2 separate regions of the Homo sapiens genome follow, and region 2 is linked to region 1. The links are chromatin contacts, found by Hi-C or POLR2A ChIA-PET in ENCODE. All regions are on one chromosome and are shown on one strand. Each heading gives the region's core, a stretch centred on a gene start or an enhancer-like site at or near the end of the contact. The rest is flanking DNA. Distances are from core to core; before and after follow the strand shown. Region 1 has its middle 22 kb from the start of ARK2N. Region 2 holds the start of ST8SIA5 (ST8 alpha-N-acetyl-neuraminide alpha-2,8-sialyltransferase 5).

Region 1 (5,380 bases), core at 1,964-4,463:
GCGGAGCTTGCAGTGAGCCAAGATAGCGCCACTGCACTCCAGCCTGGGCAACAGAGCGAGACTCCATCTCAAAAAAACAAACAAACAAAAACAAAACAAAAAACACACAAACAGAGGGTCTCCTAACCAAAGCAAATATTTCAGAGCATGTAAACTACACAGGAAGTCCTAGAGGGAGGGGCCAGGGACCCACAGTACTCACTGAAGAGAGTCCCTCAATGAGCTTATTTTATTTTATTTTGTTTTTTATTTTATGAGACAAGGTCTCACTCTTTTATCCAGGCTAGAGTGTGTGATCATGGCTCACTGCAGCCCAGGCTCAAGAGATCCTCCCACCTCAGCCTCCTGAGTAGCTGGGATTATAGGTTATTGCCACCATGCCCGGCTACTTTTTGTATTTTTTGCAGAAATGGGGTTTCGTCATGTTCCCCAGGCTGGTCTCAAATTCCTGGGCTCAAGCGATCCACCCTCCTTGACCTCTCACAGCACCCGGCCCTAAATGAGCATTTATTGAGCAATATCTATTCAACAACAAGTTCTGTACTTGGGCTAGAGAGAAATAGACTTGCTCTGGTGCAAAGAGAAGACTCACTTACACAACATAATGAGAAAGCAAATGAAAGACAATCCTGAGCCAAGCAGTGTCTAGCCAGGATGCCCCTTCCCTCCATTCCCAGGGAAGCACACTGAGAGGCACCCAGGATGCCAGTTGTTTAGACACAGCATGCAGCCTTCAGGGAGTGTTGCCGGCTTGGGAATGCTGCCAGAAGCCCCCAGCCCTTCTCCTTCCTCTACCTAGCCTGGTGTGTGGGATCTATTTCCAGTCTTTGGTGTTTGTGTTTGTTTTGTGTTTTTTACTTATTTATGTATTTATTTTGCTTATCAGAAGTGTTTTATCAAAGGCCTACATTTCCTCCCCAGTCTGAGGCTTGAGCAGCTTTGTCAAAATTAAGCAAGAGAGATTTTCAGGCTCTACCCAGCCTCCTCCCACCTCCACATCAATGAATGCAGAGCCTTATTCTGACTTGAATGAGAATAAGTGAAGGGAAGGATATATAGGAAGGAAAATGGTTTAAAAATCGCAAAAATGGCCGGGCTCGGTGGCTCACACCTGTAATCCCAGCACTTTGGGAGGCCAAGGCAGGCAGATCACGAGGTCAAGAGTTCAAGACCAGCCTGACTAATATGGTGAAACCCCGTCTCTACTAAAAATACAAAAATTAGCTGAGCGTGGTGCAAGCCTGTAGTCCCAGCTACTCAGGAGGCTGAGGCAAGAGAATCGCTTGAACCCTTGAGGCAGAGGTTGCAGTGAGCCAAGATTGTGCCATTGCACTCCAGCCTGGGTTACAGAGCAAGACTCCATCTCAAAAATAAAATAAAATAAAAAATCTCAAAAACCTGCTTCTCCCACAGGGCTGTGAGAATGCACATCCTTAGCCCAAATCTGGCATATGGTCAGAACTCAATGAGTGTCAATTATGGGCTCACAATCCCTTACTGGAATTTCCAAAGCCCCCAAAGCTCTAAAACCCAAAGGTTTTTCATAATTCATTTGACAAAACCTGATCTGACCTGAATTCATTTGGCAGCAGAACCTCACCTGAACCCCCATTTTGGTCTACTGCAGAACTCTAAGGCGTGTGACTCCTGGGTGTTCCTCCAGGCGCTGCTTGGGGGTATTATGTTTATGGTATAAGCACCTGATTACCTATCTGAAATCTGGAACATTCTGAATTCTGAAATGTAACTGGCCCCAGGGACCTGTTTCTATAAGAAACCTAGGTTCTAGATGTTGTTTCTGCTGTTACCTAGCTGTGTGACATTAGATGTGGTAGACAGACCCTAGAATGGCCCTAAAATTTCCCATCTGCTACTTTTCATGTTATTTATTTATTTATTTATTTTTGAGGTGGAGCCTAGCCATGTCGCCCAGGCTGGAGTGCAGTGGTGTGATTTCAGCTCACTGCCACCTCCACCTCCCGAGTTCAAGCAATTCTCCTGCCTCAGCCTCCCGAGTAGCTGGGATTACAGGTGTGCACCACCACGCCCAGCTAATTTTTGTATTTTTAGTAGAGACAGGGTTTCACTGTGTTGACCAGGCTGGTCTCGAACTCCTGACCTCGTGATCCACCCACCTCGGCCTCCCAAAGTGCTGGAATTACAAGCGTGAGCCACCACACCTGGCCTATTTATTTATTTTTCAAGACAGAGTCTTGCTCTGTCGCCCAGGCTGGAGTGCAGTGGTGCAATCTCAGCTCACTGCAACCTCCACCTCCCAGGTTCAAGCAATCCTCCTGCCTCAGTCTCCCAAGTAGCTGGGATATAATCCCCTCCCTTGGAATGTGGGTGGGACACATTCAAATTTTGTGTGACTTGATTCTCACAAACAGAATATGGCAAAGGTAAAGAAATTTTGAAGATGTAATTAGGGTCTCAAATCTGTTGATTTCATTTCATCAAAAGGGAGATCATCTGGGTGAGCCTGACTCAATCAGTTAAAAGCCTTAAAAGGCTTTTAAGGACTGGCCCCTCCCTGAGGTTAGAGACTCTCTCTCAGTTATTGGCTTTGAAGAAACTGACCTGCTATGAGAAGACCTATGGAAAGAGCCACTTGGCAAGGAAGAGGGGGCAGCATTTAGTTGCGAGAACATTCGGCTGACCACCAGCAAGAAAATGGGTACTTCGGTCCTACAGCTGCAAGAAGATGGATTCTGCCAACAGCCTGAGGGAGCCTGGAAGCAGGTCTTTCCCTGCTTGAGCCTCTGATGAGACTCCAGCCCCAGCTGACACCTTGATTTCAGCCTGGGGAAACCATGGAGCAGAGGAGGCAGCTAAGCTGAGCTCAGGTTCCTGACCCATAGAAATGACGCTAAGTATGTGCTATTTTAATCTGCTATATGACAATCATTTTTAGATGATTTGTGGGCAACACAGAAAGCCAGTACATTAGGGAAGTCTCTTAACCTCCCTGGGTCCCAGTTGTGCATCTGTAAATTAGGGAAATGGTTGAACCGGGTCACACCTAGGAGCCTCTCAGGCTCTAGCTTTTGGAGACTCTGTATGGGCAGATGCTGAGTGCTGCACCGTTGTGAGAAGGAAGAATCGTTCTCTAATGGGTGAGCAGGCTAGTGCTCTCATGTGGGGGGCTGTGGGTGCCAAGGAGGTGTGTCGTTGAGGTGGCTGCTGCAAAATGCAGACAGCTGAGGACTCACCCTGAGTCCTTGATGACCCATCTGCCAGCAGGCTAGACGCTGACCACAACTGGCACCACGCCTGGCTGCAGAGGCGATCAGCTTTCAAGAGCAGGAAAAACAAATGTCCTCTTTCCCCTGCTCTGTAAGGGACGTGCAACCATGCTGGGCATCCATCCCCACCTCTGTTAATTTACTGGGGGGCAAAGGGTCCACTCTGCAATCTTCCTCCCATGATACCTAAAACTCTTGGGCTTGTGACCTCTAGGACTGCCCTGGGGAGCTCCTGGGAAGCTGAGTCAGGGAGGGCATCAGGTTTCCTGCTAGCTCTTGGCACACTTCTGAAGTAGGTGAGCTTGTGCTTCTGTGCTGTCCCACCCAGCCGGTCTGCCAGGTCTCTCTGCTTCCCACACCCGCTGCCGCCTGCCCCAGGGGCCCGGACCACCAACACACCCCAGAGGTGGGGCACCCACTGTCTGCCTTCCCTCCCCCAATACTCCCTCACACACAGCTGACACGCTCATCTGACTGGCTAAAGGGATTGTCCCTTATTAAATTCCTTGGGGGATGATCTCATTAAGCCTTGTTATGGGTCACTTCTATTTCAGGGAGAATAAATTTGCTGCAATCTATGGGCAGCTAGTTAATTGAAACCTGAGGAAGGGGCTGGGGGAGGGGAGGGCACGGGTGAGGGGGTGGAGCGAGCCTGAAAGTGTGGGAAGTGCCTGGCCTGGTGAGAGCTGAGAGCTGGCTGGGAGGAGGCTGAAGGTGCACATGAGGGTAGCCGATAAGGAGGAGGCCACAGGCAGTGGAGGGAGAGGGGAGACAAAAGCAGGTGTCAGCTGCAGCCTGATGCAGGGAGATAGCCTCCTAACTGCCTCCCAGGCCTCTGTGCTCAGCCCTGCCCCAACATATGAGTCCAGGCCAGCACAAAGTGATAAGCACCTAGGCCAGGATGTAGCAACAGAGATGGAAAAGAAGGAGATATGAGAGAACTTGGAAACAAATTTGATACAGGGATGAAGGAGAGGAGAGGAAAAAACCCAAGATGACCTTTAAAGATGCTTGGAGAATGGGGAGAGGCGCCAGCCGGAGCACAAGCCCAACACAGGCCTCTGAGCAATGCCAAGTTTACTGCTCTGCTGTTTAAAGAATCCTTCTTCACCCATTTCCGAAAAAATGTTTCCTATCTCCGGTTTTCTGGCTCTTCAGCCATTCATCTATTCATGCAAGCATTCATTCGGTTCGTCAGAATGGAGACCTTACGTAGCACTCTATCAGCCCCTCTGCTGAATACCGGCAATGCAAATATAGACAAATAGATTTTATAGGCTAAGCGTCGTGAGTCCACCCAGAGCAGTTAGCCACTCCCAGGAGCTCTTTTCCTTCCATTCCCTCTTTTCCAACAGTTGTGTTGATTTTCAGGATAGCTGCTGCAGAGAAGAGAATTCAAAGATGGAGGAAGGTTTTGTGTTGGGGATCTAAAGCCAAAGGAACTTGTGACTTTTGGTCATGCTGAGAGACAGGTGACCACTAATTGTGTAGCCCTTGGCTGGTCTCTGTCTTTTTGAGACTGAGTTTCGCTCTTGTTGCCCAGGCTGGAGTGCAGTGGCACGATCTCGGCTTACTGCAACCTCTGCCTCCCAGTTTCAAGCAATTCTCCTGCCTCAGCCTCCCAAGTAGCTGGGACTACCGGCATCCATCACCATGTTGGCCAGGCTGGTCTCGAGTTCCTGACCTCAGGTGATCCACCTTGCCTGGTCTCTTAATGCTCTTAGCCTGAATTTTATCATCTGTAAAAGGAGAAATAGGCTTAGATGATTTTAGAAAACTCTTCTACTTTGTATCTATGTTCTTGTTTTATGGATGTGAAAGTACTCTGAAAAGTTTGATTTCTACGCAGATGTGAGGTAGTTCTTTATTTCAGAAAGCAATAACAATGCGAGTGCCCACAGGGTGGATATGGGTTGTGAAATGGAAACTCCATCCCCTACTTCTTGCTTCCCTGTGGAGGGGTCTCTATTGGAGCCACATTCCTGGAGTCTCTCTGGCCTGACTCTCCCGGCAAGAAGAATGGTTCCCATCCGGTAATATTTTCTCCACCCAATATTTTACCTGAAATGTCACCAGGAAATATTAATCCCCATGGATCTCATGTCAGCTGCCCTCCTTTATATTTCAAGACCATG
Region 2 (5,603 bases), core at 899-3,398, 600 kb after region 1:
GCTGTGGGGGACCCAGCTGTCCTTGCATAGGATCATCTCAGGGGCAGCAGTAGCCAAAACAAGAGGCAGGCCCAATCAGATCCAAGAAGCCAGGAGACTCCGAAGATGGCCTTTAAAGCCACCAGTGTCAGACAGCACTCAGGAGCTGCCACCAACCAGGGAACGCTCCCTGGGAAGGTCCGGAGCAGCAACTGGCTGTAAACAAATGTTCAGAACAAGGTGCCTCATTACTCCCCAGCTCCGGGGGAGTTACAAGGAGGGGAAACAGCCTAAGTGCTCGGCTTTTCCACTGGACAGCGACACCTAGCAGCGATCCTCACCCTCCCACCTTCGTGGGCAGCCCAGATTGGGAGCACCCATACCTGATGTATCCACCTCACCCAAAGGATGAGAAGAGGGCTGTTTCGTTATGGGGAAGTTTAGAGAAGAAGGTGGGATGCTTACTTAGCTAGAGAGACATTTATTTTCCTATCAACCTAGGGGAGGGGCGGTGAGAGTAGGGAGACACTAGCAGCAAACTAAAAAACAGCCCAGCAGCTAGGAGAGAGGGCTCTTGCCAAGAGAGGCTCTGATATGGGTGTATCCTAGAGCAAGAACCTCCCCTAATCTCTCAAACCAGGCGGAGGAACCCCAAGTGTTTCCTTAAGCCAGCAGAGCCGGCAGAAGGAAGTGGCTGGCATTTCAGTGTATCTTCTGCAAATAGAGAGGCTGAGGCTGTGCCCGAATTGAATTTCTGAGTGACACCTCCTACTGCTCTTTCTCTTGGAGTTTAACCGTGGATTGGGGTGGAGTAGGGGGAGAGCCCAACGAGGGGTTAACTTATGCTGCAGCTCTGACCTTTTGCGCTAAGGATGAGAAAAAAAAAGCCATCTGTTTCAGAAGGAATCAGGTTGTTGAGTTTCACAGATCCAGTGGCTGTGGGATTGTAAGACTTCACTATCACTATCCCTGTCGCATAGCCACAGCCCACACTACCACCCCCACCGAACCCGAAGCTCCTGGAGGGGAAAATGCTTTTTCTCCCAAGGGTCCTTACGAAAGTTCAGGACTCGCGAGGTTATAAACAAACAAACAAACAAACAAACAATCGATACGATTTTGAGCCCTCCGACCCCGGAGTCCAAACAAATGGCCATAGAACTGTGGGTCTGGAGGACACCGCTCCGATCCATGCGGTCTCTCCGGGTATTAAATGGATTTATCGTCAGCCTGGTTGCTTGGAATTCTATTCTGTCCTTCATTTTTCACAGCGGAACAAAGTTGTCTGGACCCTCCAGCCAGCGCTGGGCAGAAGCAAGCAAGGATGCTCTTGGAAACGCGGTGGCCCAAGCCTAAGCGGCCATGCTCGGGGCTAGGAGCGGACCCCACGGCCACTCACCCCGGGGCGCTGCGACCGAAGCTGCCGCGGCCACTGCCACCCGGGGGCTCGCCGGCCGGCTCCGCGCATCCCGCCCTCTCAATGGACTTTCTTACCTCTTAATGTAGTTCCTGCCATACAGGATCTGTTGCAGCAAGGTCACCAAGGCAAAGGCGCAGATGAAGATGAAGAGCAAAGTTCGGCTCCCCAACAAATCCCGGTTGGCCGAGGGGTCCGCGTAGCGCATCCTGGCTACCGGGCGCCGCGGGCGCGGGGTACGGGGCGGCCAGGCAATGACTCGCGGGGTTCCGGGGCCCCGGGGGGCGCGCGGCCGACTTGGCGCCTCACGGTGCGGTCAGGCAGGCGGGGGACTTCGAGGGGCAAAGTTTCTGGTTGGCGCGGCCGGAGCTGGGGGCATCCAAGCGTCGCAGGCGCTGGGGCGGCAAGCAGGACAGGGCCGGTGGCAGGGAGCTCTGCCGCGGCCAGGGGCCTTCCCCACCCCCGGGTACCTTTACCTCCAGGCGCCGGTGCCGGGTAGCCGCCGATTTCCCCGCGGAGGGGAGACGCCAGGTGCCACGAGCCGGAGGCGGCCCCTCCCGCCGAGGTGGCGGCCAATGGGGAGCAAGACCCGGGCTCCGTCCCCTGTGCGCCCCAGCGCGCCGCGCATCGACCCCTCCAGTCCGGCGCCGGATCGCGGTTGCCCAGCGCGCTGTGCCCTGCCGGGGGCGGGCCACGTTTGATCTCCGGGCCCGCAGCAAGGGATCGCGAAGGTTGGCCTCCGGTTCTGCCGATAGGGACGGGGGGAGGGGGCGTACAAAACACCCGCGCAGTCTGGCTAATGATAGGCGGGCCGTGGGGAGGGGGAGGGGCGGAGCGCAAAACGCCGGGTTTGAATCTTGGAATTAAAAAGAGGGCAGGGGCTGGGCGCGGTGGCTCACTCCTGTAATCCCAGCACTTTGGGAGGCCGAGGCGGGCGGATCACAAGGTCAGGAGTTCAAGACCAGCCTGGCCAATATGGCGAAAACCCGTATCTACTAAAAATACAAAAAACAAAATTAGCCAGGCGTGGTGGCACGCGCCTGTAGTCCCAGCTACTTGGGAGACTGAGGCAGAAGAATCGCTTGAACCTGGGAGGCGGAGGTTGCAGTGAGCCGGGATCGCGCCACTGCACTCCAGCCTGGGCGACAGAGCGAGACTCCGTCTCAAAAAGAAAAAAAAAGAAAAAAAAGAGGGCAGGAAGAGGAAACAACAGTTGCGGAGCTGGACTTGATGGAAGGGAGCATTTGCGTGCGGCGCGCAGGGCACTGAGTCACCATCGTGGCCGCGTCCTCGCGCTCTCCTAGCGATTTCTCCGGAGAAAGCGGAGCAAGGTCAGCCGGGCAGCCCTTCAAGGACGGCGCGCCGCTCCTGCATGCTGATGGCCTGCGGGGCTGCCTGCCCGTGCCCCGGCGCCCAACTCCTACAAGGAAGAAATTCAGGGGCTCCCCGCCCCCGCCACAGTCCTCTTCCCCCTCCCCAGCTGCAACTCGGCAGCCGTTCGTCAAAGACCCTGTTGTCACCGAGACACTGGGACCTTGTCTCATCCTTGGAACCACTCGTAAATCTTAGGTCAGGCAGCCGGCAGCCTTCGGGGACCACAGTCCCCCCAAAGCTTTAGGAAGCCAGTTACTACATCCGGAAAGATTCGTGCTTCAGAACGCAAGCCAGGGAGAATAATCACAGAAACGCAATGCGAATGTCGTGCCTCTCAGAAATTCTTAGCCTGAAATACCGTCCCCACCCCCCAACCCGGCCAGGCGACAGTCCTGTCATCCTAACACCGCAGAGGCTCCAAGCGCTGGGAGTCGTGTGCCCGCGGCGCTCGCCACTGAGGCCGGTTGGAAGATTCTAGGGTGCCCCTTCCCAGGTTCCAGCAGGCACTCCGGGATGTTCTAGAGTCAGGCCAGGGATTCAACAGCGAACCTGACCGAAACTCAAACCTCAGCACAAGAACTTTGATGGGGGAAGTGCCCAGACTCCAATACTCTCGACCTTGGCATTTAGTAGTTTCTTCTTTGAACTGGAAAGATCAAATAATGCACAGTAAAATCTCATGATAAGGGTTCCACCAAGAATTCGGGATTTGTGTTAATTCATAAGGCAGAAGTGGCCCCTGTGCTATCCATGAAGAGTTTCTGTATTTCTCTGCAAGGTCACAGGTAGGCTTTTTTTTTTTTTTTTTTTTTTTTTTTTTTTTTTTTTTTGAGACGGAGTCTCGCTCTGTCGCCCAGGCCGGACTGCGGACTGCAGTGGCGCAATCTCGGCTCACTGCAAGCTCCGCTTCCCGGGTTCACGCCATTCTCCTGCCTCAGCCTCCCGAGTAGCTGGGACTACAGGCGCCCGCCACCGCGCCCGGCTAATTTTTTGTATTTTTAGTAGAGACGGGGTTTCACCTTGTTAGCCAGGATGGTCTCGATCTCCTGACCTCATGATCCACCCGCCTCGGCCTCCCAAAGTGCTGGGATTACAGGCGTGAGCCACCGCGCCCGGCCACAGGTAGGCTTTTTAACCAATTAAAGAAAAACTCCAACATTTAGAGGGCCCATTATTATAATAATTCCTGTATTTGTTTGCTGTCTGGCACATAAAAACGTGCTTCACTTGCATATATTAATGAATTTTCACCTCCTAGCCCCTGGCTAACCCATTTTACAGCTGAAAGGACTAAAGCAACAGATGCCCAAAGTAACTCACCTAGCAACAAGTCTTGGGATTCTGAGATGAGGTTCTTTCTCCCACACACACAGGCAGGCTGGCTTCTTGGGAGTGGGACTTGTTCATTTGTCCCCACCACCACCATTGATTTTGACTGATTGCTCCACTCTTGCTGTCTTCAAACTTTTGAACAAGGGGGTTTGCATTTCTCTTTGCACTGGGCCAAATTATGAGGTAGGTCCTACACACAGGCTCCAAGATGACAGTACTAATTTTTCACTAATTTTTCTCTACTTGGTGCTCAAGTGTAGAGTTTGAGGGGTACTATCATCTTCACTCCAGGCAAGGCACTGTTGTTTCTTTTGTATTCCTGCTTATTCTCCACCCCATCAGGTGCTCACTCTGATACCTGTCTTTGAGTGCTGTTTTCTTGGAAAAACAAATCTATTTTCAAGAAATGAATCAAAATTATCCTAAGAACTTTTTAATTGCAATATAATGCATTTACAGAAAAGTACACAAATCATAAATGTTCAGGTCGCTGTGTTTTCACAAGCTGAACACACCCATGTAACCAGTACACAGATCAATTATCGGCCCCCAGGAGTCCCCTCATGTTCCTATCTGGTTACTATGTACTCAAGAGTAACCACTGTTCTGAATCCTAACCCCAAAGATCAGTGCTTCCTGTTTTGTGTTTTATATAAATGCAATTATACATTATATATTATTTTGTGTCTGCCTTCTTTTGCTTAACGTTGCTATGAGATTTATCCATGCTGTTGCATGTGGTGGGCAGAATTACAAGAAGACCCCCAAGATTCCTCACCCCTTCTTGTATGCACATTCCCATAGGTATTGATCTAGGCGCTGCTGTGAAGGGAATTTGCAGATGTAATTGGCCTAAATCAGTTGGCTTTAATATCAGGAAATTGTCCTCAGTGGGCATGGCCATATGGAGCCCTTACAAGGGACTGGGCTCTTCCTGGTGAAAAAGATTTGAATCACGAGAGTGGCTGATATGAGGGAAATTCTTTGCTGTTGCCTTCGAAGACAGAAGAGGTCCACAAGGCAAAGGATGCAGACAGCCTGTAGGAGCTGAGACTGGCTCCTGGCTGACAGCCAGCAAGGAAATGAGGACCTCAGTCCTCCAATCATGAAGCAGACTCCGACTTCTGCTAACAACCTGAATACACTTCAAAGAGGATTCTGAGCTCCAGCCGCCTACACATTGATTTCAGCTGTTGGGACCCTCAGCCGAGAACCCAGCTATGCCGTGCCCAGATGTAAGACCTACACATCTGTGAGCTTGTAAGTGTGTGTTGCTTTAAGCCACTAAGTTTGTGGTAATATGTTTCACTGCAATATGAAACTAATACTTCTGTGTGCAGTTATAGTTTGTTCAATCTTATTGCTATATAGTATGCCATCAAACGACTGTGGCACAACTTATCCATTCTACAGCTGATGGACATCTGGGTAGTTGCTGCCATCAGCCTTCCAGTGCATGGTTTTTTGGGTGAAAACATGCATGCATATCTGCTGGGTATCT

What was found. A loop is a pair of places that touch in the nucleus more often than their neighbours do. ChIA-PET counts read pairs that join two places held with the same protein, here RNA polymerase II (POLR2A).
Region 2: a loop to region 1 is called in a map of gastrocnemius medialis, with 2.7 times the contacts of the local background. The contact joins the promoter of ST8SIA5 here to the enhancer-like site in region 1. A Hi-C loop is called at or near these places in 1 of 168 maps with a recorded cell type or tissue (gastrocnemius medialis) and 1 of 37 single-sample maps with no recorded cell type. POLR2A ChIA-PET finds 5 or more read pairs at or near these places in 1 of 52 experiments (common myeloid progenitor, CD34-positive).

The regions. Positions count from the first base shown.
Region 1 is chr18:46,149,403-46,154,782 of GRCh38, forward strand. No RefSeq gene overlaps it. Among named protein-coding and RNA genes, the nearest start is that of ARK2N, 22 kb to the right of the region's middle. Within about 2 kb of position 3,214, at least 8 of the 41 ENCODE cell types and tissues checked have a DNase peak (open chromatin) inside an H3K27ac peak, as active enhancers do; they include gastrocnemius medialis, where a contact is called at or near this core.
Region 2 is chr18:46,754,905-46,760,507 of GRCh38, forward strand. ST8SIA5 (ST8 alpha-N-acetyl-neuraminide alpha-2,8-sialyltransferase 5) reads right to left here and starts at 2,149. Exons shown (of 7, transcript NM_013305.6): 1 at 1,474-2,149. The coding sequence starts at 1,604. It overlaps ST8SIA5-DT (ST8SIA5 divergent transcript), which reads left to right and starts at 2,539. Exons shown (of 3, transcript XR_001753434.3): 1 at 2,539-3,555; 2 at 3,893-5,362. RefSeq lists a silencer at 1,732-2,121.